Linked DNA regions of Mus musculus: regions 1, 3, 4 and 5 are each linked to region 2. Evidence: chromatin loops called from intact Hi-C (ENCODE). Cell type or tissue: left cerebral cortex. All regions are shown on one strand. Each heading gives the region's core, and the rest is flanking DNA. Links, peaks and the distances in the headings are about the cores only. Region 1 has its middle 400 kb from the start of Lsamp. Region 2 has its middle 540 kb from the start of Gm36903. Region 3 has its middle 6.4 kb from the start of Gm36585. Region 4 has its middle 290 kb from the start of Lsamp. Region 5 has its middle 39 kb from the start of Gm36852.

The links. Peaks named below come from ENCODE experiments on the same cell type or tissue, not always from the same donor. Only the 100,000 strongest peaks of a DNase experiment are listed, where the experiment ranks them.
Region 1: it touches region 2 in a loop (9-fold over the local background); 2 of 42 quality-filtered maps call a loop at or near these places.
Region 3: it touches region 2 in a loop (3.0-fold over the local background); 5 of 42 quality-filtered maps call a loop at or near these places.
Region 4: it touches region 2 in a loop (6-fold over the local background); 4 of 42 quality-filtered maps call a loop at or near these places.
Region 5: it touches region 2 in a loop (7-fold over the local background); 5 of 42 quality-filtered maps call a loop at or near these places.

The regions. Positions count from the first base shown.
Region 1 is chr16:41,127,454-41,134,228 of GRCm38, forward strand. It overlaps a transcript of Lsamp not described here. Among named protein-coding and RNA genes, the nearest start is that of Lsamp, 400 kb to the right of the region's middle. In left cerebral cortex, for the core only: a CTCF peak has its summit at 3,820; a DNase peak (open chromatin) is centred at 3,787.
Region 2 is chr16:39,982,681-39,986,680 of GRCm38, forward strand. It overlaps a transcript of Lsamp not described here. Among named protein-coding and RNA genes, the nearest start is that of Gm36903, 540 kb to the left of the region's middle. In left cerebral cortex, for the core only: CTCF peaks have their summits at 1,607 (motif pointing right) and 1,806; DNase peaks (open chromatin) are centred at 1,647, 2,141, 2,488, 2,939 and 2 more places; H3K4me3 peaks cover 2,339 bases; H3K27ac peaks cover 1,692 bases.
Region 3 is chr16:39,107,540-39,111,539 of GRCm38, forward strand. No RefSeq gene overlaps it. Among named protein-coding and RNA genes, the nearest start is that of Gm36585, 6.4 kb to the right of the region's middle. In left cerebral cortex, for the core only: CTCF peaks have their summits at 1,999 (motif pointing right) and 2,204; DNase peaks (open chromatin) are centred at 1,998 and 2,259; H3K4me3 peaks cover 558 bases; H3K27ac peaks cover 353 bases.
Region 4 is chr16:41,243,308-41,249,897 of GRCm38, forward strand. It overlaps a transcript of Lsamp not described here. Among named protein-coding and RNA genes, the nearest start is that of Lsamp, 290 kb to the right of the region's middle. In left cerebral cortex, for the core only: a CTCF peak has its summit at 1,632 (motif pointing left); a DNase peak (open chromatin) is centred at 1,606.
Region 5 is chr16:39,313,930-39,320,704 of GRCm38, forward strand. No RefSeq gene overlaps it. Among named protein-coding and RNA genes, the nearest start is that of Gm36852, 39 kb to the left of the region's middle. In left cerebral cortex, for the core only: a CTCF peak has its summit at 3,430; a DNase peak (open chromatin) is centred at 3,447; H3K27ac peaks cover 259 bases.

The DNA of each region.
Region 1 (6,775 bases), core at 1,490-5,489, 1.1 Mb after region 2:
TCTAACAGCCATTTCCCATATGTGTTAGATGTTGGATTTGGCTCTTTCAGATCACTAGAGTTGATATATTCAACTTGCATTATAAAGTGTAATAAATGTACTTAGTGTTTAAGGATTACACCAACAATGTTGTTTCACCTGCCTCTCTGTCCTTTTCCCACCATGCTGCCTGCCTTCTCTAGAGACATACTATTTTCTGTATTACATTCTTTTTCTCTCCACTTCTAGGATCTTTATACATTCTCCAGGGAAACATGTGACCTCACTTCAATGAGTCATTTTTGGTTTGTTCTTATCATTCTTTTGAGTGCATGCTTTCTGCTGGTTCCTGGTGTAAGCAATTAGGCGCCTCCACAGACAGCTGAAAGTGGCTCTGTTACAATCAGACATCTTTATACCCAGGTCTCGAGGGACCCTGGGACAAGACAAGTCATCCCTAGCTGCCTAGGGGCCACTCCTGTCATATATCCCTTTGCACATGCATCATGGCCCCAATAAAAGTCACATTCTCCCTGCCTCCATTTTCTCCTTTCCTTTCTCTCCCAGAAGCTACCTCTGCCCAACACCTCGCCCCCTTAAAAATAAACCTCCCACATGAGACCTGTCCCACAGTGTGGGTGTGTTCTTGTCAGGACTGATACCTAGACCCATCAACTGGTGAGCATCATACTGGCAAATCTCTGTTCTTCACTCATCAAGGGTACTTAATCTATGCCATTATTATTTCACAAGGACATCTCTTGTTGTCTCTGTCAGCCACTAGGTTCTTACATACTCTTTCCTTTTCACCTCCATCAATAATCCTCCTCAGCCCCAGTGGCTTCATTCATTCATTCATTCATTCATTTCATTCCTCTAAGGTCTCTAAATGCTTAGGCATCCCAGGGCTCAGACGATGTTTGTTGCTTGCTTACACTCAGTTCCTGGACAACCTCATACAGCCAGAACTATAGTTCTGATTGATCTCTTGAGCCTTGTATCATTAGCAATAAACCCTGAAGTCTGAGTTTGTGAATCCAGCTGACAATTCTGTGTCTCCTGTGAGCTCTCTTACACAAAAACAATCACAGAATCTATTTCTTTCTTGTACTCTTCTGTACCTTCTTTATGTAAATTACCATCCCCTCTCTCACTGTCTGGGCTATTGCAGAAACAAAAAAGAGCCCTCCTATTTTTCTCTGTAATTTTTCTTCACGTAGACAGTATGGTAGTCCTTTAAAAATTAAATTGTATCAAGCTATGTCTCTTGTAAAAACAAGTTAAACTAAACAATAATAACAGCAATGCCTTTCAATGATTTACATCTTTTTTTCAGAATAGAAAGAAATCTTTAACACTCCCTATGGTCCAGGTACTCATTGTTATGTTAACTGAGTTTCCATCTCTGGCTTTCTCATGTGCATTTCTACTCTTATTCTCCCTGTTACCTCCACTAACGCCTATCTTTTGTTTCTGACACATGACAAACTTGCTGCTGCCTTATGAACTCAGTCCTTACTGTTGCTTGAACATGACTCAGTATCCCCCTTGATTGTCTCCCTCAGTTCATCCCCTGTACTTTGGTGCTTCCTCTTCAAAAAATTTCTGTATGAGGAATCTTTCTAAAACATTACCTTCACTCTCCTCCCTAACGTGCATCATTTATATTTACAGGGCCTGTGAATTTCAGGCATTGGTGAATATGAGTGAACAGGATGCAAGTATTATTCATATGTAGTACAATTTAGTTCAGTATCTAAGACAAGGTTTTCTGCCTTTTTAGTCACTTTTAATGCACTGAGCTGGACAAATTTTTACAGTGCCAGCCTCCCTATGCTTAACACATCCTGTGCTATATCTTTCTTTATTCTCTAGATACCAGTAGGAACAATTGTGATCCATAAACATCTCCAGTCATTGACAAACAAAAATCCTTTGGTTGAAATAGCTGTCTAGTAGAGAACACTAATCTAAACCTCTGTTTATGTAAGTTTCAGGAAACTGAGGACTTTTCCTTGTGATTATTGATTGCTGTCAGGCAAGTCACAAGGAAGTCAATTTACATAAATGAAAACATAGATCTCTAAGGCTTCCAAGTATTTTCCATTAATATGAGTTTCCCCTTTACTGCTGCTTCAAGTAGCTGGCTATGGCTTATGAATGAAATGAAAATGAAATGAAAATCTTTTCAAAATATTTGGAAGGAGACATTTTAAAATAGTCATATAAAAGAAGCAAAATTTCAGGTAGCAGGTGTTATTAGTTTAAGATAGTCTGACCTCTATACTAGTATGTTAACAGATATAGACCACAAATGTTGTTTTGGGACATAGTCTTCCCAGCAGCAGATATTTCGGAGTGAAGGTGCTGGTTCTTCAGTAGACGAGACTCTGCTGTTGTATAATGTCACTCGTTACGTATTTCTTAAAATAATCAGAAGATTCTCTGAGGGCAATTGTTCAGGGAAACCATTTACCTACTGTTTCATCTCTAGCCTGTATTGAAACAATGGAGCATCACAGCCCTACAATACAGATTGAGAACATGCACGGGCCTATGTTGGCATCTTTGCTTTTAAGATGTTTCTAGTTTACTGAAGAAGAAACATAAGTAAAGAAGTTAAAATTAACCATATAATTATCTGTAACTGCATAAGCATGTATCTGATCTATATCATACTCCTAACAGTTATAAATGTCATGACAGTTAGCTATCCAGGAAAATCCAGAGAATTATCTTCAGAGGGGATATTTACCATCAGGTTTGGGTTGGTGAGCAATAACTGATGAATAAAGTTGGATCTGATAGATAAAGAATTTCAGACTAAACCTAGCACAGAAAGAAACATATGGAAATCATGGTATACTTTGGTATGTAAAGGGTATCCTGAGGTATTTGTGGGAAGCATACATAATGGTAAAGAAAGATGTGTGAAATAAAGTGTTGACAAACACGAAGCTGGGCTATAAAAACCCTTAAAGCCTCATTAGCCTGTATAGATTTTATTTTAAATAATCCGTATGCAGCACTTCATTACATGGGCTTTATCCAGCCTTTAGGACAACAGTTATGTGTTCAGATGAATGTTTAGAGCAGCCATACTTAATCTCTGGGGTTAATATATGGTAAGGAAAGAGAAAAATTGAATCTTCCATTAATAGTTGGACGTGATCTTCCAAGAAAGGAAAACAAGGAATTGAAACAAACCAGGAACCAGTACATGTACTTTTGGATAGTGAATGTGAGTTTAATAATATCTCCCACCATGAACAAATATAAAAGGTTAAGAGATTGACTAGTTTGTTAATGCAAAGGGATCGAAGAAGTTTCTAAGGATCCCATCTTTGGAAACTTTGGAATTGGGGATTTTGTTGGTTATCTGATCTCTGACTCAACTTGTTTTGAGACCCCTTCATTCCTGGCCAGAAGAACAACATGTGTTGTTTTACATTCTGCTAATTACCACAGATACTGATCTCACAGACTGGGAGCATGAGAGTATTTCAGGTGAAAGAAGAAAAATATTGACCATTCAGGGACTTCAATACCAAAGTCACATTTTGAAAAGACAGGATTGCTTTGAAATTTTGATGCTAAAAATCCCAAAGTCAAGTCTAAAATATGAGCTGCTTTTTGCTCAATCCCGTGAAAGAAATGACTCTCGGCTTTCCATGTTTATGAACTCTTTCATGGACAGTCACGGCAACTTATTTTTCTGGCTTTAGCCCATCTCTGTGAGCTATCCACTTTTATGTGCATCTCACTCAAAACAAATTATATATGTCACTTGGCAAATCCTAGGTGTGCGCCTGTTTGTGGCTTAACACTGCCACCTAGCATCCAAACAGGATCTCTCTTTGCTTTCTACACAGAGAACCCTGACTCTCCTTTCTAGGCATGAGTGCCAGAACACCTACCTAGATAAGAGCTTGTTTATGACCAGTTAGCATTGTAGGTAAAAAGGTTTCCATTTATACATCAACATTTCAGGGAGTTAAATGTTTGGATTGCCCCATCACTGGCAAGCACCAAAGAGAAATCACAACAGATGAATATTTGTAGGAATGCTGTAGTGTGTGTATGTTCAACTTCAGAGGTAGAGAAAAGGAAGGGGGAAGGCAGGCAGGCAGGCAGGCAAGGAGGCAAGGAGGCAAGGAGAGATTGTAATTTCCTTTCTCACCATTTCTTTTCCTACTCCTCTTTCTCATTTCTTCCTTCCCTTCCTCTCATCCCCCAACCTCTACTTCTCTCTTTGTTTTTCTCTTCCTTCCTATTTATTTCTTAAATTTGACACTCATACTTTAGGAATTTTACTGCCTAAAGCCATCATTTTTTGACTGCAAATCAAATTTGTACATCTTTATGTGCATTTCTTGGGTTTCAGTGCAGAATGCTTTACATTGTGAATTGAGAAGCATGGGTAGAAGAAAGGTAGACTTCTGTATCTCTTATTATTAAGCATGTCAAAGTAACTTGGATGACCAAATACTGTGCAGAAAGTACATCCTCACATCCTCAAACATGTCACAGAAATGGTCCCTTTGTGGAGCTAAGTGTCTTACAATGCCTGTCCGAACTCAGATCTTACAGGTACTTATAGCTGGTTTTGAAAACAAAATTTCTACCCACTACTCCCTGCAGTGACAGTTTGAGTCTCAGATCTCTGTAAAGTTTTGCTTTAGGGAAATGTTTATATGTCTAAGAGCGAGTGCTTGGGTTCTGATGCCTACAGTGTGTTCTTCCCAGTATGAACTCTATGTCAGTGCCTAATTTATCACTGTCTGACTCCCTCCTCGGGTGGTTGCCTTTTCCTTTGCTTCTTTCTGTATTTCCAGGGTAAACAGCCTATAACTTCAATATCCTGACATTCATATGTCCTATGTCTTATGATGTGTGCATTTGTGTGTCTGTGTTTGGCTGTCTCTGGCAACTAAGAAACAGACAGATGTGTCTAACAGTCCGATAATTCCCATTGTAATGTCCTAGTCAGTTACAAAATTTGGCCACCTTGGCACCAGACCATTTCTGTTTCCTATGCCAGCATTTTCTCCTCTACTTTCTAGGACCCTCTTTGACCTTTAGCTTGTTTGTAGTTTCCCACCAAATTCACCTCCTGTTTGGGTCTCCTAAGGCTTGAGAGAGTGAAGTTCAAAGCATTCCTTTCATCAATCAGGCTATTCCCAAATATTTTCTGGATTGCCTTCTGTCTTCTGTTTGATACAATCCCTATGTATTTGTGTTGCTTTCATTAAAAGTTAATTTAACCACACTCCACCCCTTGAAGAAGGAACAAGTTGTACATCACCTTGTGGCCATAGAACACTCAGCATTCAGAAGTGAAAACCCCATTTATCTTGCCCTGTTGTGTGGCCTTAGTTTTACTTCACTACATGCCACCCTTCCTTTACACTGTTTTTATTCTATCCTGAAATCTCCATATTAAAACTACACAAGGACTTGATGGGGGACTCAGAACTGCCAGTCTAGCCTGCAGCATAGTACATCAGGCGGTGTGACATTAAGGATTAAAATCATATATCTCTTTCTTTCTACTGGCAGCTAAGGGAAAGCCAGGAGGAAAGGTGATGGGTTGTATTTCCAGACTAGTCCCAAAGGAAAAAAAAGGTTAAGCATCTAGAAATTATCAAGGAGAATGAAGGATAATATGTGGCCAGGACATCTTCTCTGTCTGCATATGTACAATTTATCCTTATTCATATTAGTAGGGCTGATAGCTCTGGATTTCTGAACAATGATATATTCAACATCTTATCTTTGATTCTTCCTTGACGTCATTGCAATCTCCATGATTATTTTAAGAAGTAAGGTGAGGGTGTTTGTTTGTTTGTTATATTTTGTTTTTGAGACTAGGTCTCATGTATCTTGGGCTGGTTTCAAATTCTGCAGAAGATTATAACCATAAATATCTGACCCTCCCACCTACACATCACAAAGGCAGCTAATGCACATATGAACCTTTGTGCATGCCAGGAAGGTGTTTTGCCCACTGAGATACAATTCCCACTAAATGGAGTAAATTTTCCTTGGAAGGAATCTATTGCTTTAAGTTATAGTTTCAGATTCCAAAAGAGTTTTTTTTTTTAAATCATTGTAGATTTTAAGGTAAAGAGATGACTAGCTTTCTTACCTTCAGCCTTCAATAGTCTTAAAATTCTGAACACCATGTGTTTTGCTGGCTATGCTGTCTTCAGGCCATAAAATGTTTATGGTCGAGTTCCTCTCAGAGAAGTGTGTGTCTGTTTTGAGAAAAGAATACTTCTTGGAGATGGAAATATACAACAGGCTCTGGCAGAAAGGGAAGCTGGTGGGAATCACACTTGGACCCAGGACTTTTCATATTGGATTCCTCCAGTGAACCATTTAGAATAATCAGAACCTGAAGCCAATGCAGAATTTGGCAAGAAAGCTTTCAAAGATAGCTGTGTCTAATACTAAAACCAACAGTCCTTCTCCATCCCAATCTCATTCAAATCATCAAAGTCAGTTCTGCATCCTTAAAGGAGAGAGCACATGCACTTCATTTCAGGGTACCAGTTTTCTCCTTATTTGTTTGTAAAATGCTTTTTAATAGGGCAGTTGCAAGCAGAGAATATAGAAGCAGGTATAATTTAAACATCATGCTTTTCTAACGGTTTCTTCCTTTAAGCTTCTTAATGCTCCTGGGCTTCTATAACCTAATCTATAAAACTGAATGAGCAAACTTACAAACCCTTAGTTTCAAATGAAATTATAGATATTTATGTTCATTTCTGAAGTTTAGTTATTTTCTTTCCCC
Region 2 (4,000 bases), core at 1-4,000:
TTGAAAGACTCTCTATATGTTTTTGAGATGGAGCTTTTCAAATGTTTGAGTTTTTTCCACACTGTGGAACTTTTAAATCTGTAATTTTGTATTGTGCTATTGATGTTAGCATGAGATCTTGGGGATAAGCAAAGAAAGGAAAGGCTGTTGTTGAATAGTGATGTGGTTGAGTGTCCAGCTGAAGGGTTCCTCTGTTCTGGCTAGTTTTATGTCAACTTCCCACATGCTAGAGGCATTTTCAAGGAAGGCGCCTCAATGGAGAAAATTCCCACATCAGATTGGTCTGAAAGCAAGCGTTTAGATCATTTTCTTAATTGATAGTTGATGTGGGAGGGCCCAGCTCACTGTGAATTGCCTCAACCCTGAGTATGTGGTCCTGGGTGCTCTACAAAAGCAGGTAGGTCCTGGGGAGCATGGTAATAGCAACAAGCCTCCAAGTCCTATGTGCCTGTCTCTGCTTCCTGTCTTGAGTTCCTGTTCTGACTTCCTGGGTGATGGACTATAAGCTTTCCTCTGCAAGAATATTTTTGGTCCTGTTGCTTTATGACAACAGTAGGAACTCTAACCAAGACAGGGAGTAGTTCCCAGAGGGCACAGCAGTGGGTATAGAACAGAGACCCTCTGTAGGGGCCGTTTTGCTCCCCACATGTGTATTTTACAGTGGCCAAAGATGATCTTCAGTCTATTAAGTTGGTACAAAGGTTGGTACTGAGTACCCAGTGCCCATCAGAGCCTCCCATAGCAAAGAATTCAACGGGTACAATGTGCTACTAGTGTCAAGGTCAGAAATATGGCAGAGACATTACCTGCAGATCTGAAAGAAACCACAGACACCATGATCACATAATTCAAATATTAAATTGCATCACTGAATAAAATGAAATAGTTTTGTTAGGGTCTCCATCCAGCAAAATTCCCAGGAAGAGATGGAAAATCCACCTTTGCTGCATCCTTGTGACTTAGAGGAGTTCTGACTGGCCTCTGCTCTCACTAGCATGTGTTCCTGAGTCATTCATTGAGTTGGACATGTTTGGTACCCCGCTGAGAATTTTTCTCTGAATGTTTAGAAGAAGGTAGGATGGGTAGGTTTTTCATGTTGGAGTTTTCTCTCTAAATAACTTCAAACTAGAGGTGTTAAAGCAAGAAGGCAGATGATGTAAACAAGAGAGGCCAAGAAGCTGAGCTATGATAGATAGGGTCAGCCATGTCAAAACTGGTTTGACCTAGTGCTTCAAAACCATACATAAAGGATTGGGAATGCTGTGTAATGTGGAATGGCATTGGATAGGATGAGGCTTCAGATGGCCACTAGAATCTCAAGGTGGAGGTCACTGTGACATTTGGAGGAGGCTTTCAAGCAATCCTTGGCTAAGAAGGGAGAGGCCAGAGAGAAAGGGAACCACGGGATAAGAAGATGAACAGTGAGTTCCAAGATTTTTCTCCCGCGAAGGGGAAAGTCAAATGTATGTTGCGACAAGGTCAAATCAAGGTCTTAAGAAGACAAGGGCTTTTCACCTATGTTTGCTGAGATGAAAGGGGACTTTGGCTGCATTGGACCGACCTCTCACACACAAGCAAACCCAGGGCCGCGGCGCTGCCAGGCTGTGCGCACTAGATGGCAGTAGCGGGGCCCTTTCGGCTGGGCTCCGGGTCCTATAAGGCGCTTGCTTGTTTAAGTACAGTCTCATTTAGTTGGAGCTGCAGGGGAGTAAGGGAGAGGAGGGTAGGAAAGAAGAGAGCGGGAGAGCTCGAGGAAAAAGAGGGCTCTCTGTGCTGACACCAGGTTCGGACTGCGAGCATCCTTCAGGACCGGGCTCGCGCTCTTGGAGAAGAGAGCGAGGCTGTGCTGGGATTCGCTGGGAGACTGCTCAGTCCGCGTCGCTGGAGCTGGGAGAGCCCTGAGGGAAACCAAGGGAAGCGAGCAGCGCGTTTTACTAGAGAGAGCAGGAGTGAGGAGAGACGGCTGGAGCGCTTGGCGACATGAGGACCTACTGGCTGCACAGCGTCTGGGTGCTGGGGTTCTTCCTGTCCCTCTTCTCATTGCAAGGTAGGGGGAGCCTGTGGCGACCCCGCGCGCCCCCTCCTGCCGCCGCTGGGTCCGGGATGCTCGATGGGGTCACCAGCGCTCTGGGTCTACACAGAATCCGGCTTATTGACAAGTCCGGTGATGCGTTTCTACCCGCGGTGCTGTAGTCCAGGCTAGGTCCCGAGGCGAGCGGGAACCTGCAGACTTGCTGCAATATCCATGCTGGTGGTGGCAGATTCAGAGCTGGCCTGTGCGGACTGGGGGTCAGAGAGGAGCATGTGCGGGTCTGGGTGTTTGTGTGTGTGTGTGTGTGTGTATGTGTGTGTGTGTGTGTGTGTGTGTGTGTGTGTGTGTGTTTTGCCGGTGAGGCTGGTAGTGCTGGTGGTGCTGGTGTGGTACTGGTGGGAGGCAGTGGCAGGGATTCTGGGGTTGCTCCTCTGTAAACTCCAAGAGCTGCCTTGGTATTTGCTGTCCCCGCGTCCGCGGTGCTGATACCTCTGCATTCCTGCTCTTCCAAGAGGAAACTGGCATTAACTTTAGGAGGCTGCTGGGTAGCCGCTTGCCACCTGGCACTTGCATCCTAGACAGAACAACCCCTACAAAAATTATTCTGTCCCTAGATGTGGGAGGGGTGAGGGTAGGGGAGAGAAGGAAATGTCTGTCTGAGGGAGAGAGAGAATGAGAGAGAGAGAGAGAGAGAGAGAGAGAGAGAGAGAGAGAGAGAGAGAGAGAGAGAGAGAGAAAATATGAATATGCACTTGAGAAATCATGGGTTAATAACTGCTGGCTCTGAATAGCCAGAGCGTTTCATGCTTGGGGGTTTGAATATCTGGGTCTTTACTTTGAAAATGTCTTGGTTCTGTGCTGAGGGAAGATTGTGAAGTGAATTCACGAAGGTTAAAAATGCAAACACATACATACTCTTTGCATCTCAGTTAAGGCTGAGAAATCCAGAGCCTTCGTATATGTTCCACAGTACACAAAATCATTCCAAAAAATAAGAATGCATTCTTTTCGTTGTTGTTGTTTTTGTAAGTTTCCCCTATTTCACCGTTCCCACCGGTGAAAGGAGCCTAGTACAATTAGCTACTGAGAGACTGCTATTTCTCTCTACCATTGATAGTTGTACTATCCCTTCCTGTTCAGGCATTCTGTTATCATGAGGACCTGTACCACTTACATTTCTCTCAATACTGAAAAGCAAGGCTTCTCATTTACACACACACACACACAAACACACACACACACACACACACAGAGAGAGAGAGAGAGAGAGAGAGAGAGAGAGGGAGGGAGAGAGAGAGAGAGAGAGAGAGAGAGAGAGAGAGAGACTCATGAATTCTCACTATGAAATGACCAGACTGGCAATCTTCCCTTGATTTTCTTCTGACAGCTGGTTGCTAATGTTACTTTTGTGGGTTTCGTTTTTCATTGCTAGGGAATATTTTGGGTAGCTAGAGAGCCTTCTTGCCAAAAGAAATGAGAATAGACTCCTCCTGGCTGTTTACTAGTTGAAGCATTGCAAGTAAATAAACACAATGTCAAAGTTCTCTTTTGAAATACACAGAGCGACAGCTGGAACTCACCCATGGCACAATTAGAAGTTACAGCTTCTAAAAAACTTCATCTCGGAACTCATTGACCCCTTTTCTTTCTTATCAGAATTGTTAGGTCCTGTGACACATAGGTCTGTGACTGAACATGCCTGCATGAAAAATAATATCCAAATCTATCTTGAGAACCTGATTGCTTTCTATTTTCTTTATTTTTTTAATTTCCTTTCTTTTCCGTCTCAATGCTGTCAGGTTTCTCTGTGATTTCCGATGTCCTATTTCAGCCTTTTAATTATTTGTCTATTGAGGCATTAGCAAAAATATGATAGTATGAGGTCAGTAAGTGAGGGTCATCTTTTTCTTTCTTCTATTTAACTAGAAACTTAGCACACAAGATAAGAGAGTCAGTCACTTGATGTTT
Region 3 (4,000 bases), core at 1-4,000, 880 kb before region 2:
AAAAAAAAAAAAGGAACATTTTGATTGGATATCACTACTGTCAATCATGTGAAGTATAATGTACGGTTTGACTTCTTTAGTCAGATGAATGAAGTAGTTCAGATCCTGTAATCATGTCTCCTTCTAAATTAATATGTATGGAGAGAGAGCGAGAGTGAGCAAGTGAGAGAGCGAGAGAGGGAGAGAGAGAGAGAGAGAGAGAGAGAGAGAGAGAGAGAGAGAGAGAGAGAGCGAGAGCGAGAGCGAGAGCGAGAGCGAGAGCGAGAGCGAGAGCGAGAGCGAGAGCGAGCATGTATCTTCTGTTTGGTTCAGGTCTCTGAAACACTTCAAGAAAAATTGATATCTAAGGATTTTTTAATGTTATCTAGGGTAGAAAATAAAGGGACCTTGTTGTAATAAAGTCTGATATCCAGGACTTTCATTCAATAGCTTTAAAGAGGAAGTAGTAATTAAATTGGGACCAAACAGGAGAAAAAGACTATCGACTTTTAGACACAATATTTAAATTATTTGATTCTGATTTTAGTAATATATTTTCCTTAAATGCGTCATTAAATGTTAAACCAAAGGGTTTTTGTAAATAGCTGTATAATTGTCTGAAATGTTCCTCTTCTTCCTGTAAGGGATTTTTTTAAGGCTAATTTTTTTACAAAGAGAGTTTAGAGTAACTTGTTGAGCACCAATCTTCCCTCAAAACAATCTGGTAAGGTTAGAAATGTAAAGAAAAATTAGGATGCTTTATTCATAGGTTTGATGAGCTGATATTTTAGATTAACACGGTTGGTATTGAAAAAACATGTGGCCCTTCAAAAGTCCCATAATGTCCTGCAGAAATAAGAAACTGCATGAGCCCTCTCCCAAGTGGGACAGGTGAACATTTTTGTCTTTGACACAGGTCTGAGAAATAGTGGCTACACCACAGGCCTACAGGAAGATTGCATATAGGACTATTTTCTGCTATGTGGGGCTCCTTGTCCAGGTTCTAACAGAGGGATGAAAATAACACCTCTGGAGTTTGATGGACGGAAACACATGTAGGAAATAACAAACGAACTGCAGATAAACTGGGATGAAACGGTCTGTTCAGGATGACACTCACACCCGTGTGGTGAGGCCTTTCTGACAGAGATGCCTGGCTTCAGAGCTAGGTTGACTCTGAAATCCTTCTGTGATGGATGAACACGTGGACACCACGTGATGTTGACCTGAGGTCCAACCAGCTAGGGCCATCTGGCTCCTCACATGCGCGCGTCAGTTGCCATGGTTCTCTCTACTTTGAGCTTGTGGGAAGTACATTTTTTTGCTGAGAAACTAGGTCTTTAGGAGTCATGTCAGGGAGTCTTGATTTTCGTTCTTTGGCTTCTCCTAATTTCTGTCTTCACTGTCCCTGGAGTTCTTGGGAAGGCTTAATAATAATGCGTTGTTATCCAGAGAAATGTCACAAATGAACTTCAGTTTTCTTTTCTTTTCTTTTCTTTTCTTTTCTTTTCTTTTCTTTTCTTTTCTTTTCTTTTCTTTTCTTTTCTTTTCTTTTCTTTTCTTTTCTTTTCTTTTCTTTTCTTTTCTTTCCTTTCCTTTCCTTTCCTTTCCTTTCCTTTCCTTTCCTTTCCTTTCCTTTCCTTTCCTTTCCTTTTCTTTTCTTTTCTTTTCTTTTCTTTTCTTTTCTTTTCTTTTCTTTTCTCTTTTCCTGTCTGTAGAATGGGATAAATTGTCTGCTTAGTTCTTGGTGTGTTTTGATAGTAAAATAGAAATTACATGTACGGAAGTGGCCAACAAATACGAGATATGATATTACGATATTAAGTTTGAGCAAGCATAGCTTTCTTTTGTAATTTGATTGTTTTGGGTGAAATAAGGCTAAGGTCCCCTGAAAGCATACTCTTTGTCCAAAATGGCTATTGTCCTGTAGTGAATGAAATTCTGAGCCTGGTGATTTGTGGCCAATCTTGTTTTTGCTTCCTGCCCAGGCAAGGTTTAGTACCTGAGATCACATGTGTATTCTTTCGTGTCACCACAAGGTGGTGCTGGTGTATCCAGTAAGACGCTTCACCCATCCAAAAAAAAAAAAAAAAAAAAAAAAACCCTCTCCATTTCAACCTTAATTTATGATCAGGATTTACAACTCGTTGTTATAACGTTGCCTTTTCTAAGCTATCAATTCTCTGTTTCGTTTTTAAAAATTCTCTTCCTGTAAAATTACTCTCTCCTCTTTTTCTGAGGATTAAGTTTGCTTTGTGACAAATCCGCGTCTTCACTGTGGAGTAATTGACTCCATGTCTGGGGGAGGGGGCGAGGAAGGAGCCGCTCAATTCTGCCCTTTCTTTACTCGTTTCTCTCAGGTCCCACCCTTGGGCTTATTGGCGGCCCAGCGCTGTCAGGGTCGGTTTTAGATATGTTTTAATGAACGGTCAAATGGGAGGGGGGGTTTTCTCTATTGCTAATACAATGTTTTAGGCGCCTCTGTGTGTGAGTGTGTTCATGCTACAGGACCTTTTTGAGCCTCCGTTTATCATCTGTAATGTGATAATAATGGTCAAAGCGGTCTCTGGATTGCTACCAAAGTAAAGGTGATGATATATATATACATATATATATATATATGTATATATATATATATATATATTCACATCTGTAAAATAGAAAGATAATAGCTGCTTCAGGACTGTAGGCTAAGCAAACAAGAGAAAACACACATAATTTGCAGCATAGTCTGAATGCTGTGTGAATGCGAGTAATTATTGTCATTGTCACCCAGGAGGTCTTAGAGTGTGCATGGGGCCGGGGTCAGGCTGGAGAACTTGGCACTGTAGAATGGCAGAGAGCAGCTTCCTAGAGGTTAAGAACGGATGACAGAAAGAGGAAGGAGCAGAAAGAGAGTTGAGGCAGGTGGAGAAATTGCTTGATCTCACCTGTAATGGCGGGCCTTCATCCGAAGTGGTGGGCTTTGTCTTTGCCTTATCCCCCTTTGTCACCACTTCACTCTGTGGAAGTGTAAACTCTCCATATTCACACTAGCCACCTCAGTATGTGGGTTCTACAACAGAGTTTGAATGGAAGGCAGGGGATCCAGTTTCCTTCCAGGAAACCTTGTCCAGGAGTTTCAGCAGGCTAGAGTCATAGAGTCAGCCACTCAGAAACCAGAGGACAGCAAACACACAGACTTGGAAGCAAAAATCCCTCATTGATGGTGGTCATTTTCTGATTTGATGGTTCTTTAAAATTTTAATAGCAACTTTTTTTTTTTATTTGTGTCAGACTAGCTTCTTAGATTTAAATGAATGTACAAGATGTGGCTGATAGTATATGGGTTCTGGATGTTAGTATTAAAACAGAGGTTATTAGGAATTTAATTGTGGGTATGCACGTGTGTGCATCGTTCGTGCATGCACACACATGTGTGTGTATGGTGTGTACATGTGCTTTAAATGAAAGAACTCATGATCTGGGAATGCTGGATTGGACAAAATATATTGGCTTATCAATTTCAGCTATAAAAGTAAGAAGCAAAGGCTCTCTGTCTCTGTCTCTTGCTGTCCCTTTCTCTCCCCCCTCTCTCCCTCTCTCTATTTCTTACACGCACACACAGACACATTCTATACACCCTAGTTCCAGTTTAAAATATAGGACAATTATTTGTCCCAGTGGAGTTGAAAATGGAACAAACATTAAAAATATGGGTCATTCCTAACCGTGTTTGGGATACCTAGTAATTTTGCCCTTGAGGGGACATGAACATTATTTTCTAGGGCAGCAATAAGCCAGGTCTCTCTTTAAGAACCCTAATGGGGAAAATATGTTGCAAAGCATGAATAAATATAAGACATGGGGGGTTGGGAGTGAAGCAGATAACAGAACGGGAGAGGAGGCAGGAGGCAGAGAGTGGGGGAGGCAGAGAAAATCAGGACATTTTTACATTGTTAGGAGTGAACCCATTACATTCACCAAATACATTATGTGCTCAACACACACCAGCTGTGTGTTCAGGTGAGTGGTAGATGTA
Region 4 (6,590 bases), core at 1-4,000, 1.3 Mb after region 2:
GATAAAAGTAACTGTGTAAACAAGTAAACCTTTTAAAAAGGAGACTATCATGATATCATATCTCTATTTTCTTCCTAGGGATAAGTTCTGAGGATTAACCCAGAGCTTCATAGATTCTAAGAAATGTTAAAACACTTTAACATAAGTATGGTTTACTTTATTGTTGTTTAAAAATTATTATATTATCTTACTGGTGTTTTGTCTGTGTGTGTGTGTGTGTGTGTGTGTGTGTGTGTGTGTGTGTGTGTGTGTGTGAGTGTGCACACATATGCATGTGTGTGGATGTGCATATGTGCATATGTGTGCAGGTGTGTTCAAATGTGGGGGTGTGGCAGAGAAAGAAATATTTTGTGCACCATTCTTCATCTTCTACCTTGTTTGAGACAGGGTTTCTCATTGATCTTTGATGCAAATGCTAGGACTCTGGGATCAGTGTTCTAAGAGCTTCTAAATTCTTCTGTCTGTGCTTACTATTATGCCTTTGAAGCCCTTGTACCACAGGTGCTTAGTACAGCATCCAGCTTTACATAGGATGGAGAATCTGAATTCAGATCATCATACTTGTGTGGCAGACATTTCTACTACTGACCAATCTCTAACACCCTAAAATATAATTATATCTACTTATTCTTTTTAAAAATAATTTCGATATTTTAATTATTTATGTTCCTAATAACAATTTCTAGGGGTCTCTTCCCTTCACATCCTCACTAGGATTATAGCTATTGAGTTCTTTTTTTAAGGCATTTTTTATTAAATATTTTCTTCATTTACATTTCAAATGCTATCCCCAAAGCCACCTATACCCTCCTCCTGCCCTGCTCCCTAACCCACCCACTCCTGCTTCCTGGCCCTGGCATTCCCCTGTACTGGGGCATATGATTATGACTCAAAAGATATGCCATGGACTGTCACAAGTAGTGACAGAACTAAGAACACCCTAGTTGCTTCAGTGTGTAAGCTGGTGTTGAGTTTGAGAGAGGATGATGTTGGAAGTGTGCTGAGTAAACATGAACATGGTATCTATAACCTAGACACTCCTACATAAAACGAGTTCAGTATATAAATGGTATAAATGTCTTTCATTGCAAAGTTATCAGATCTGTGGTGATAATGGCTGGATTTATGTTGAGTCTAGACATACAACAAAGTAAGAAAATGCATACATTTTCAGAAATTAATTCCTCATCCTTTCACGTTATTGGACACCCAACTATTGAATACTACAGCTCAATGAGCACTTGAGAGGGGAAAGCCAGAGTCTGCTTTGTATGTTGTCTTGCACAGTAACTTAGGGATTTGGGGGAGTTAACTATTCTAAATCACCTAAAGGAGTATTTATTGAACCCACCCACACAGAGACAAAATGGAAAAGTCACTTGATCGGCCTGTAAAATGAATGCACCCATTATACACAGTTTCTGACTGTTCTGCCCAAAACTGTATTTCATTCTGCATAAAAGGTGGATGCTGTCAGTGTTGTGGAGTTTAGATTTGACTGCCCATTCTCTCAGCCTCTCTCATCTCCTTGCCTTCTTCCTGCTGAAGATCCTGTGGTGCCTCTTTTCCAAAGCTTTCATGCCACACGCATGCTCTAAAAGTAGGGCAATTCTGCCCTCAACTGGCCAAATAAATGATTGCATTTGGGATTCCCTGTGCAGAGGTTCAGATTCTATTTTGTGATATAAAGACATACTTTCTTGAGAACTCTAAAGTTTAGAGATTTCCCAACTTAAACTCATTACTGTAATTATTATTACAACTTCGGTGATACTTCTAGAATTATCAACTAATGGAGGAATATAGACAGATCTCCTGTAATAATTCTCTGTCCTAATAACTTTCTGGATTGCTATGGAGTCAGCTAAGGTTTAGGTTCTTCAAAGGCAAACTGCAGATCTGTGATAAAATGTCCCTAGAAAGAATGAGTGAGTGGAGAAACAGTTATCTTCCCTTTGTTTCTCTAATTCTCCTATCTGTCTTTTAGGAACAATGAGCATTCAACTGTTTTGGTAGTTTCCAAATCCAATGAAGGATATGGGGAAAAAAGGAAAGGGATATTTTCTCTTAGAGTAGTTCGGACTGTGACCACCAGGAGGTGGACAAAGAGGAGAATAATCTGTTCAGTTGTCTCAAGCCATAAAGCACGCATGAAACATAGTCAGCTCCCTTCATTAAAGGGAACAGCATTTTTAGAATAAAAAGGAGAAAGAGAGGTAGTACAATTGTAGAAAGTAAAGCCATGTTTGTAGCCTCACATAAGGAAAGGAGAAGGGACATTGCTTCTGAGTGAATTGCATCTGATTGGGCTGTAATTAAGAGAAGGTAAACACTTGAACTTTAGAAATCCCAACAAATATTTGATCAAGCACATAGAAAATCCAAATCATTTGCAGAATTTATTTTTCTACAGTTTCTTTAAAACTCTTGTTCCACCTGACATCGTGGCACATTAATGTGGGCTTGTGCACAGAATTCTGTCAAATGCTCTGAGGAAGGTGATAGCAGACAGGATAAGCAAGTGGTCCCAAATTAGAGATATGTCTGGAGAAAGGCAAGTGCTTCTATCGTATGGTACAGTTGATGACGAGGACACAGTCACCAGCATGCGACCAATCTCTGAACGCCCAGATGCTCATTCTTGAGCTTTTGACACAAATTCAGACTTGTATGGACGGATATCATCAAAACCACAGAACTCTAAATTAGAAGGTGAGAAAACCTAGCAAAAACAACATTAGTTTCTTCAGAGTGACCTGTCTCCTTTTTCTCTAACAACATCAATTTTTAAAACTTGTTTTTAAAGTTCCTACAGTTTTTTGAGCGCAGATTTATAAGTTATATTGATCTACTCAAAACCTTCTCCCTCTGGTGGTTTTCCACTCACATCATCAGCACTACACTCTCGTGCTAACCTATAATGCAGCAGTACAGCAGCACATGGCTCAGGTTTTGCATGTCATCTCTCTGTACTCTGCACTCTGCCTGGGGAATACATACTGAGTGGCAGTCCATATTCTTTTTTTTTATTTAGGTATTTTCTTCATTTACATTTCCAATGCTATCCCAAAAGTCCCCCATACCCTCCCCGCCCCCACTCCCCTATCCACCCACTTCCACTTCTTGGCCCTGGCATTCCCCTGTAATGAAGCATATAAAGTTTGCAAGACCAATGGGCCTCTCTTTCCAATGCTGGCCGACTAGGCCATCTTCTGATACATATGCAGCTAGAGACACGAGCTCCAGGGGGTACTGGTTAGTTTATATTGTGGTTCCACCTATAGGGTTGCAGACCCCTTTAACTCCTTGGGTACTTTCTCTAGCTCCTCCATTGGGGGCCCTGTGATCCATCCAATAGCTGACTGTGAGCATCTACTTCTGTGTTTGCTAGGCCCCAGCATAGTCTCACAACAGGAAGCTATATATGGGTCCTTTCAGCAAAATCTTGCTACTGTATGCAATGGTGTCAGCGTTTGGAGGCTGATTATGGGATGGATCCCCAGGTATGGCAGTCTCTAGATGGTCCATCCTTTCGTCTCAGCTCCAGACTTTGTCTCTGTAACTCCTTACATGGGTGTTTTGTTCCCAAATCTAAGAAGGGGCAAAGTGTCCACACTTTGGTCTTCGTTCTTCTTGAGTTTCATGTGTTTTGCAAATTGTAACTTGTATCTTGGGTATTCTAAGTTTCTGGGCTAATATCCACTTATCAGTGAGTACATATCATGTGATTTCTCTTGTGATTGGGTTACCTCACTCAGGATGATGCCCTCCAGGTCCATCCATTTGGCTAGGAATTTCATAAATTCATTCTTTTTAATAGCTGAGTAGTAGAAAGAGGAACAGTCCATATTCTTAACATGTCACCCTGTGTCAGGCCGGATCGGGTCCTTGTTCCTGAAGGTTATGCCCTGAGGATCCACTGACCACATGATCTGTGTGGTTGCTTTACAGTAGCCAAATTGTATATATTGGTCATTTACTTCTTGATTAAAGAATGTGTTCTTATTTTTCATGGTGAAAAACACATTAACCTCACAAAGAAAAACATGTATCCTAATTCATTTGCAATATCTTCCCACATCATGAGGCAAAAAAATAAAATCTCAAGTTCACTCTATGCAGGCTTCTTTTCAAGGCAGTAGTATTTTTCATGCTTATATATAAGGTATATATAAGGTATATTTTGCCTATCTTCATTTCTCTCATCTATTTTAGTGTCTCTTGCACAGCTTAATGGCAGAGATCTTTTCAGCCATCATCATATTCTTAACAACACATCAACAATTAGCTCATATGTTTGTTTGTGTATGAAAACACTTTCTATTAGAAACTTATAAATATATTTTCATAGAGAAAAAAAGCATTTATAAAACAAATACTGGTGCCTTATGGTTTGTAAAAAATCTAGTTTCATCTAAATATACTGCTTAATGAAAAATTTACCAAGATCTCCTACGGTGGCAACTTTATAGAGTACTATCTATGAGAATGTGACCAAGCAAAGATGCTTAAGTGAACAGGTTAGAATCAGACATGATTAGCATATTGATCACTGGTATGAATAGGGACTTTGAAAATAACAACTCACCTTTTATTTGTTGCTTTTAAAACTTATATTCTAATCCTTCTAAACATTACCTGAGTAAGATTAAATTTTTGTCATGAACACTACATGTAGTCCATATCCAAACATATATGCTACAGGATTAGATATCAAATTAATGAAACTTTTCCGCATGACTGATCTCAACAGAGTTTTCTCCTTCAATCCAAACCTAATTGAATAACATCATGACAAGGAACATCATATGGTGCTATTTAGTGAACACCCAGTATGCATTTGGTGCAAAGAAAACAGAAGTTGGCAAAACCTGGAAAAGTTTATGTACTCATTTTTGTCTTTAAGGTAGAATTATGCTCTTTCCATGTTATTTTTGTCATAAATACCATTTAAGAACTTAAATAAGACTTGAAGATTATAAGCTTCTAAATAATATTTTCATCTACTGTCCCAATCTTCTAACTAATAAGATGTCAGAAAATAATGGAATGAATTGTATTTTTTATTATACTTTATTGCAGGAAAGGGGAACTGTAAAGAAATCTCATCATTAATGTCACCCATGGGGCAGCTGGCTTCTGCTAACATGTGTTCACACACATCTTTTCTCTTTTGTGTGTCCCTATGCCATCTGTGTAACATCAACACTATACATCCTGGGAAGGTGGAGAAATAAGGCAGGCAAACTTATCAAAATGGAAAATTATAGTGTATTGGACTTTTAGGAGAATAGTGTCCAATGACCTTTTATTCTACAAAATAAAACAAAATTTATAGAAAAAAAATGACTTTTGTAAGTGTTGTTGGTGATTTAACAATAGCTTCTAGATAATGGGTGTGTGTGTGTGTGTGTGTGTGTGTGTGTGTGTGTGTCTGTGTGTCTGTGTGTCTGTGTGTGTAAAAACACATTTAGTTCCTGGAAGCAAAGTTATATGTCCGTTTGACTGTCTACCCATTAATTCATTTATGCATGGATCTCATTACATTTTCTATAAGAGAAAGCCAGAAACATCTCACCCCTCCCCAAGAAAAAAAGTACAAAGGTGGAATCCAATTGAAGGTTCACAGCATCAGACAAAATAATTATTATTCTCATGAGAATAAAGCCATAGCAGGCCAGACCTGATAGCAGGAATAAATGTGCAGACTCAAGAGTATGGGATTTTTATGAGAAATGTCCCGAGGTATCATTTATGATGAATATACAGCAAGATGAGTTTCAGAATGTAAAAGGGGATAAATCATCAAGGTTCTCAGATGCTTTGCAAAGAAATATTTTTTCTTAGCAGCCATGAAGAACAGTTGAAAAAATTTCCAATAAGTTTTTATGGGAGAATATATGTGTCCAATGATCAACTCTTCACTTTATAGAGATTTAGTTACTGGAACAACATTGTAGGTAGGAGTTTAGAGGACTAGCGTAAAGATGACAGTACATCCAAAGAGTGATAGTATCCATTGGATCTAAGCCTCAATCTCAGGTACTGATGTTCACCCAAGCAAAGCTGAGCTTCTGGCATTCAGTATACAATACTGTAAATGCACATGTGTCTACTCTGAGAAGAAGCTGTAAGAACACACACATCTGGTGCTTGTGGCTATGTATATTTCTGATGACCTAGACGTATTGTATCCTCGGAGGTGTGACACCCCTACATTCCTAACAGCAGCTGCAGTGAAAGTCTACAAGAGTTGAGGCGGTGTCCTTGATGTCTAACTCCCCACCTAAGAAACCCTATCTGCCCAGATAATTGCATTCAGGCTTCACAGAGAAGAGAAATGAGTTTTTGAGGCATGTATCTTTAGGCTGAAATCGATGTAGTAGATTTGTAACTCTGCAGAAGCAGCAGTAATTATCATGATTCTCCCGGAAGAATTTCAGCAGCAATTCATAAAATTTTAGAGAAATAGTCTTTTGGTGGCGGAGGTGAGGAAGTGTTGAAAAATGAACATTTTTCATTTCATTGACATTCCTGGGTATAATCCAGAGTTACTAGAATTTCTGAGATACAATGTAGTAACTGAGTTC
Region 5 (6,775 bases), core at 1,482-5,481, 670 kb before region 2:
ACCATTTCTGGTGCCTGTACAAGAACATTTAGCTCTAATGTTATTCAGAGTAATGTCTTTTATTTCCATTGTATAGCTTTTGCTTCTAAGTCTAATATTAGGGGTGATGTTTTAAGGAGATAAACAGTACCCACTTGTACACACACTCACACACACACACAGACACACACACTTTCACACTACAGTTCAGAACTGTAGAACGAGGGTTACTCATATATGACAGGCTTTCTCACTTTTCTTAGCTGTTCTCAATGTCTCTGGTTTCATCCCTAGACTTTGATTATAATTTTCATTTCGTATTTATGCAATCCAATCTTATGATCTTGTGTCTCTTTGGACCACCATATGGTTCTGTGTCTTTAGGCTAAATTTGCCTTCAAAAAGCTTCTGGCTCCTTCTAGCTTCCGGGAGGCCAGGATAGTAAGCCCTTCAAAAGTAAGAAGCCAATTTGCTGATTGCTTTCTGCCCTATGGTGAAGGCCTGGCAGCTGTTCAGTATAGCGATGGTGCAATACAGTAATGCTTCCCACTGTGGGGGGGGGGGAAGCACATCCCCTCCTGCATCCCACTAATGACAGATTCATTTACGTTAGTGGTTCTCAATCTTGTTCAGTTGGCGAAACACCTGGAGGAAGTAGTATTCTGAAAAAAGGACCTCATAAAATATTGATACACTTAATTCCATTTACAAACTTAGACCACTTAACCAGCAGAAAATATGACCACCTCACATGCTGCATATGAAATTGTGTTCTTAATACCACAGAGCAGGGATCTCAGGATGACTTCAAATTCTTCTGTTAACATTGATGTACTTAATAGTTTTTTTTTTCTCTTGTGTGGACTCCTCCCCTGTAGTAATCCTGAAAGACTTAAGAATTATTTTGACTTTCTCCTTAATTCGAATTTAAACTGAGACCATCTTGTTTATGGCAATACCTTTTCATTTTGAATTCAAAGACAAGCAAATACCACCTTTTGGGCTTAGCATCAAACTATCACAGTTTAGCATTACTTGAGCATTACTAGTTTATTCTATGAACTAACTGTTTCTTTCAAAATGAAAATGTCCATTGTGAGATTAACCTGAACCCTGGTGACATCTTCCTATGGACTACTTCAATTGCAAAGTCCTTATTTGTTTAGTTTACAACTGTTTTCAAACTTTTGGTTATATGTGTAGATTCCCTGAACTTTAAATACCCCCTGCCCTAATCTTTCATGCAACTTCACTTCCATCTTGAAGTCAGTAATTTCCTTACCTTTTTTCCTTTGTTTACTCTTTTTTCAAAATTAGATATTTTCTTTATTTACATTTCAAATGCTGTCCCCTTTCCTAGTTTCCCCTCTGAAAATCCCCTATCTTCTCCCCATGCCCCTGCTCCCCAACCCACCTACTCCTGCTTCCTGGCCCTGGAATTCCCCTACATTGGGGCATAGAGCCTTCACAGGACCAAGGGCCTCTCCTCTCATTGATGACCGACTAGGTCATCCTCTGTAACATATGCAGCTAGAGCCATGAATCCCACCATATGTTTACTTCGATTGGTGGTTTAGTTTTAAAGTCACTGTTATTTTGTGCTTTATGGCAAAGACTGTAACTCTTACTAGCTTATGACATCACAGGAAGGTGGACGGAGGGAGATTCCAAAGCCCTGACCTTCAGTCCTCTCAAAGGTTCATGATTGTGAACTATGCTATGTCAACTATGCTATGTATGTGTTGGAAGGAGAAAATAACCTATCTATACCAGTTGCTCATGTCCTTAGTGTGAATATCCTTAGTGCCTTGATTTCAGATGGTAACTATAATGCCACCAGAGTACATCTGAGAAGCAGATAACATTATGAGTGGCTTTTCAAACCTGCTCTGGTTGGCTTCAGCCGAGCACTGCTCACAGCTCATAGCCTGTACTCACTCACCAATCATATTGAGATCATATTGGAAGTGGGTACTCCAGCTCTAGATGATCTCTACACTTGACTCTACATGGAGCAGAAGGTTGCCTTTCCCTCTAAACCCTGTCCAGATTCTAAGCTTATGAGCAAAATAAATGCTGTGTGTGTGTGTGTGTGTGTGTGTGTGTGTGTGTGTGTGTGTGTGTGTGTGTGTTTGAGCACACATACCCATGGAGACCAGAGGCATTGACTACCTCTGCAGCTGGGGTTGCAGGCAGTTGTGCGCCTCCCTATAATTATGCATGCTGGGAACTGAACTCAGGTCTTCAGAACGAGCAGCACGTGCTCTTAAGTGCTGAGCCATCTCTGTAGGCTCCTTGTTCCTTTATTTTTATTACAACAATATTTGTTTGGGTTGGGTATAGTTGGACATGCCTGTAATGTCAGCTCTTGTGAGGCAGAGGAGGGAAGATCAGGTCAGGGCTTGCCTTAGAGGTCAGCATGGTATACCAGAGACCCACCCTGTCTTAAAAAGCAGAACAAAGCAAAAGTACTTAGCTAAAGTAGCAAGAATATCTCTCTGTATTTTTTGTTGTATATATGCTTCTTGTGGTCTAATGATTGTTGAATGAATTAATGAACTAATGTTGACCATTGATGGCTCTCTGGGAAAAAATGTTCTCTGATCATTTCCTGTGGCCCTTTGTGACTTATACAGTTCCAAGTGAGAAGGAAGTGGAGTTCCTACAAAGGGTTCCTCTGTGGTTATGTTCTGGGTCTGGTGACAGTGTCATTGAATTCACAACTGTGTAATCCCTGAAGACTGGAAGGGTATTCCTTCACACGAGCTCAGCTTCCTGGCGGGCAGCTCTTTGGACAAAACCACCTCCTATAGACTTTGGGCTAGTATCTTGTCCAGGGCGCACTGGGGGGATAAAAACATCCCAAAAGAATCAGTGTCAAGAACGGAAACTTAAAGATCTCATTTCTGCTTTGTCTCTCATAGATGTACATGCAGTAAAGGTGGCAGTGCAGTGGTAAAAATAGCAGGGTTATTATGCTCAAATCTAATGCATTTAATGTAACAATAGATTACTCCATTGTCATGAAATGAAGGGAAGGTAGGAGGATCTAATTCTATCTCCACATTCCTTAATAAGTACCTCATTGTCAGGGAAATCACTTACCCTGTTCAATCCAAATAAAAAGGACGAATATACAGCTGCACCTACGTGTGTGAGAGCAGGTAGGGTCCGGAAGGACTTCCAGCTCTGGCTCTGGGTTAAAGGGCATTCAGGGAGGAGGTCGGTGATGGACTGCTGCTTGCTCTGAGATGAAGTGCTTCTCTGTGTGGAGTCGGGGAGGTAGTGTTTTGGCGAGATGGAATTGACAAATGCTTCACTTTATCCACCTCCTCACACCCCCATGAACGTGTGATTTTGTGGCAGGCTTTGGAGATGAGATTTTCTACTGTATAGGCTTCTTGTCAGGATGAATGAAGACCCTGTTAGCGAGAGCGTATTCTCCGGTGGCCTGTAGGCGGCGCTTTTGCTCTAGATTGAACCACTTGCAGGCTGAAGGCAGTTGCTGCTGCCTGCTGCTCTGGCTGATAGTCTGCTCTGGGCATGGCAGAGTGCAGTCCTGTGAAATCTGTACTCAGGGACACCTAATCGAAGAGCCAGCCACAGCGCCTCTTGTGCCAAATCAACAAATCCTCAGTATCTGCTAATCAGCCATTAATGTTCTATTGATAGGCAGAGCCAAAACACATTCAGAGGGATGGGTCCATGGATTTAAGCTGCTGCTCAAGTTTATAGCTTAAAAATTGTTCTTTCTTCTGCTTTAATTTTCCCTTGAAATTCCCAGAGTAAGATGATCAGTTTAAGGAACTTAACAATCATTAGAGGCTATGAGTTTGTTGAGAGGTTGAAAAGGAGTAGGGTTTTTTTTTTTTTGACATTTATACAAATTTCATTGTTTTGAAAGATAAAATCATGATTTAAACACTCTTTTCATTCTATGGAATAGACCATAAACTGTTCAAAATAGTAACTGCTATCCATGTATGATTATTTAAGAAATACATATTTAAAAGTCCTTGAGTCACTTTTGCACTTTCATGTTTTAAAAGCTCAATGGCACTCTGTTGCTGTGCTGGTGAGTGTAGCTGTGAGCATGGTTGCTCTCACAGAAGATCTAGACATAAATGGTAAAGAAGAAGAGGAGGAGGAGAGGTTGAATATACAAGGTTCAGAGTTTAGGCAAAGAGAGAGAGAGAGAGAGAGAGAGAGAGAGAGAGAGAGAGAGAGAGAGAGAGAGAGAATGAGAGAGAGACACACACAAAGATACAGAGAGACACTGGGAGACAGAGACACACAGAGACAGAGAAAGACAGACAGGCAGAGACACACAGAGACACAGAGAGACACACTCAGAGAGAGACACACAGGGAGAGGCAGAGACACAGAGAGACAGACACACACAAAGAGATAGACACAGAGAGAAAAAAAGAGAAAGATACAGAGAGACAGAGAGAGAAACACAGAGAGACACAGAGAGGCAGAGACACACAGAGAGAGGCAGAGGCACAGACAGACAGATACACAGAGAGACAGACACAGAGAGGCAGAGACACACAGAGAGAGGCAGAGGCACAGACAGACAGATACACAGAGAGACAGACACAGAGAGAGAGACAGGCAGACAGATACACACAGAGAGAATGAGTCTAGGCTATATTTAGATTGCCTTTATGTAAGCATAGGGCTCTATGATTCTATACACAAAGACTTTTTACTGACCTTCTATATTTTTGCAACAACAAGCAAAAGTATCTGTCAGCTCTTAGTACTTTCCATATTGTCAAGGTGAAAATGAGCTGACACTTTTTATCTTGATTCATAGACAACAGTTTGTCTATACTTAATCAGTCAATACCATCTCAGTTTGTCAGAAAGGTAGGAAGCCTTCTGGGGGTCTACTTCATTTACACAGGATGATCAGTTTGACTTATGCTCTCAGAGCTAACACATCACCATGGTGCTATATGAGTATATTGGAAGGGTCTTGAAACCAGATCTGACTAGAGGATAGGTTTGAAAATAACCTGAGTTGGACCAATGTTCATGTCGTATTAGAACAGCCACTCTGTGTAGCAATTCTAACTGCCCTGTCCACGGCTCTTCTTGCTTGTTAACCAATAGTTCTTTGACCACTGAATACATCTGCTGCCTTGTGATCTTCTGTTTGGTGACTAGTGAGAAGTAGGGACTTGTTATGATGTTGTAGTCTTCAAATTACTTCTTTGAGCTCTGAAGTACTGCAGGGTGGTTTATGAGATTGGAGGCTGTGGTTGCTCCCAGCCTTAGCTTTCTTTGTAGTGTTCTCTCACTGAAGTACATATGACAGGTAAGGCCAATGGACCTGAACTTTCCAGCGTTTACCTCCTTCCTCTTAGCATCCAGCCCACAGTTTTATCACGCTACCCATTTGATTTTATTATTATTTTCCTGGCATGATTAGGCACTGCATAATTGGTTCATGAAAGACTCTCCCGTCACCCGATTCTGTTATGCAAGGCAGGATACAGGCTTATTAATTTACAGCCGAAGAAAAACTTGGCCCGAGACCGTGAGTTCACGCCAAAAAGATGCTTGACAGTTCTGAAAGTTTCTTGGTGAATATAGAGTCAGAGCTGGGCATGCTCAAGGGACTGTCCTGTCAAGTCATGGCAGCTTGATGAATCGTCTCTCTCTTCCCAAGAGATGCTTCTGTCCGAAGATCCGGAACATTCCCTGTCTGAGAACCCTCATGCCTGAGTGGATCCAGTAGAAAGGTAAACCCCGTTCACAGTCTCACTGCTGGGCTGGCCCTTGCCACTTGAGTTTTGTGGTCACTCCAGTTTATCCCTTTAGCATCCCTTTGTAGCAGACTCTACTTGACAAGTTTACAGATTACTTTTAATTAATTATAGTTTAGGTTGGCTACCTCCTACTGACATTTAGGGAAGCATTATAAGCTCATTTCATAGCACGTCTCCAAATCTACCTGGAGAATCCATTTCTTCCGGGCAAGCCTGTGTTTGTATTGACAGATCTTTCTTAATTCACCTGTTCACTCAGTCATTCAGTATTATTCTTCTTGGTGGACACCAACAGCAACAGTGAAATTATAGATAAAAGTAAACCTCTTTCTGGTTTTGTAGAGTTCACACTCTGCAGGGTCAGCGTCAGGAGCTATTATTTTCAGTCATAAGTCACAAAGAGAGATAGACAAGTGGTTTGAGGCGTGCAGGAATGGGTTATGTGCTTGAAGCTTCATTTGCTATGCAAGGTCTGTTGTGATCCTTGCTTTTCTATGTTTTTTTTCCCCCTGTTGTGTATTTTGAGATTAGTAACAATAGTGACAATAACCGTGGTGTTAGCTAGAACCTCATGCGCACCGGTGAAGGTCATGGCATTATCTTTCAGCTACTCGTGTATGTTACCTAATCTTATCTTTGTTTATTCCTTTACATTTTCTATTGGTTCTACTGTCCTTCACATTTTTTGAAGCTTGGTCATGGGATCATAGGCCTCCATATCAGTTTTACGCTTCCTTCTTCTGGGTTAGCCTTCCCCTTCACCTTGACTTTCCCCGTAGTTACATGCCACTATTTACTCAAGTGTTTTGACCCCCAATATTCTACCATCATTTTACATACATATATAAACCTGTGATTCTCTCTCCCATAACATGTCTCTCCATGCAAAAAAGCTCCTCTCTGGCTTCCTGGTGATGTTATCGCTCAGATCTTGATCCTACATGCTGTAACAGTGATCTGCAAGGCTGGTACAACAGCACCACAACTGCTATGGAGTAACTCACTGCATTCCCATT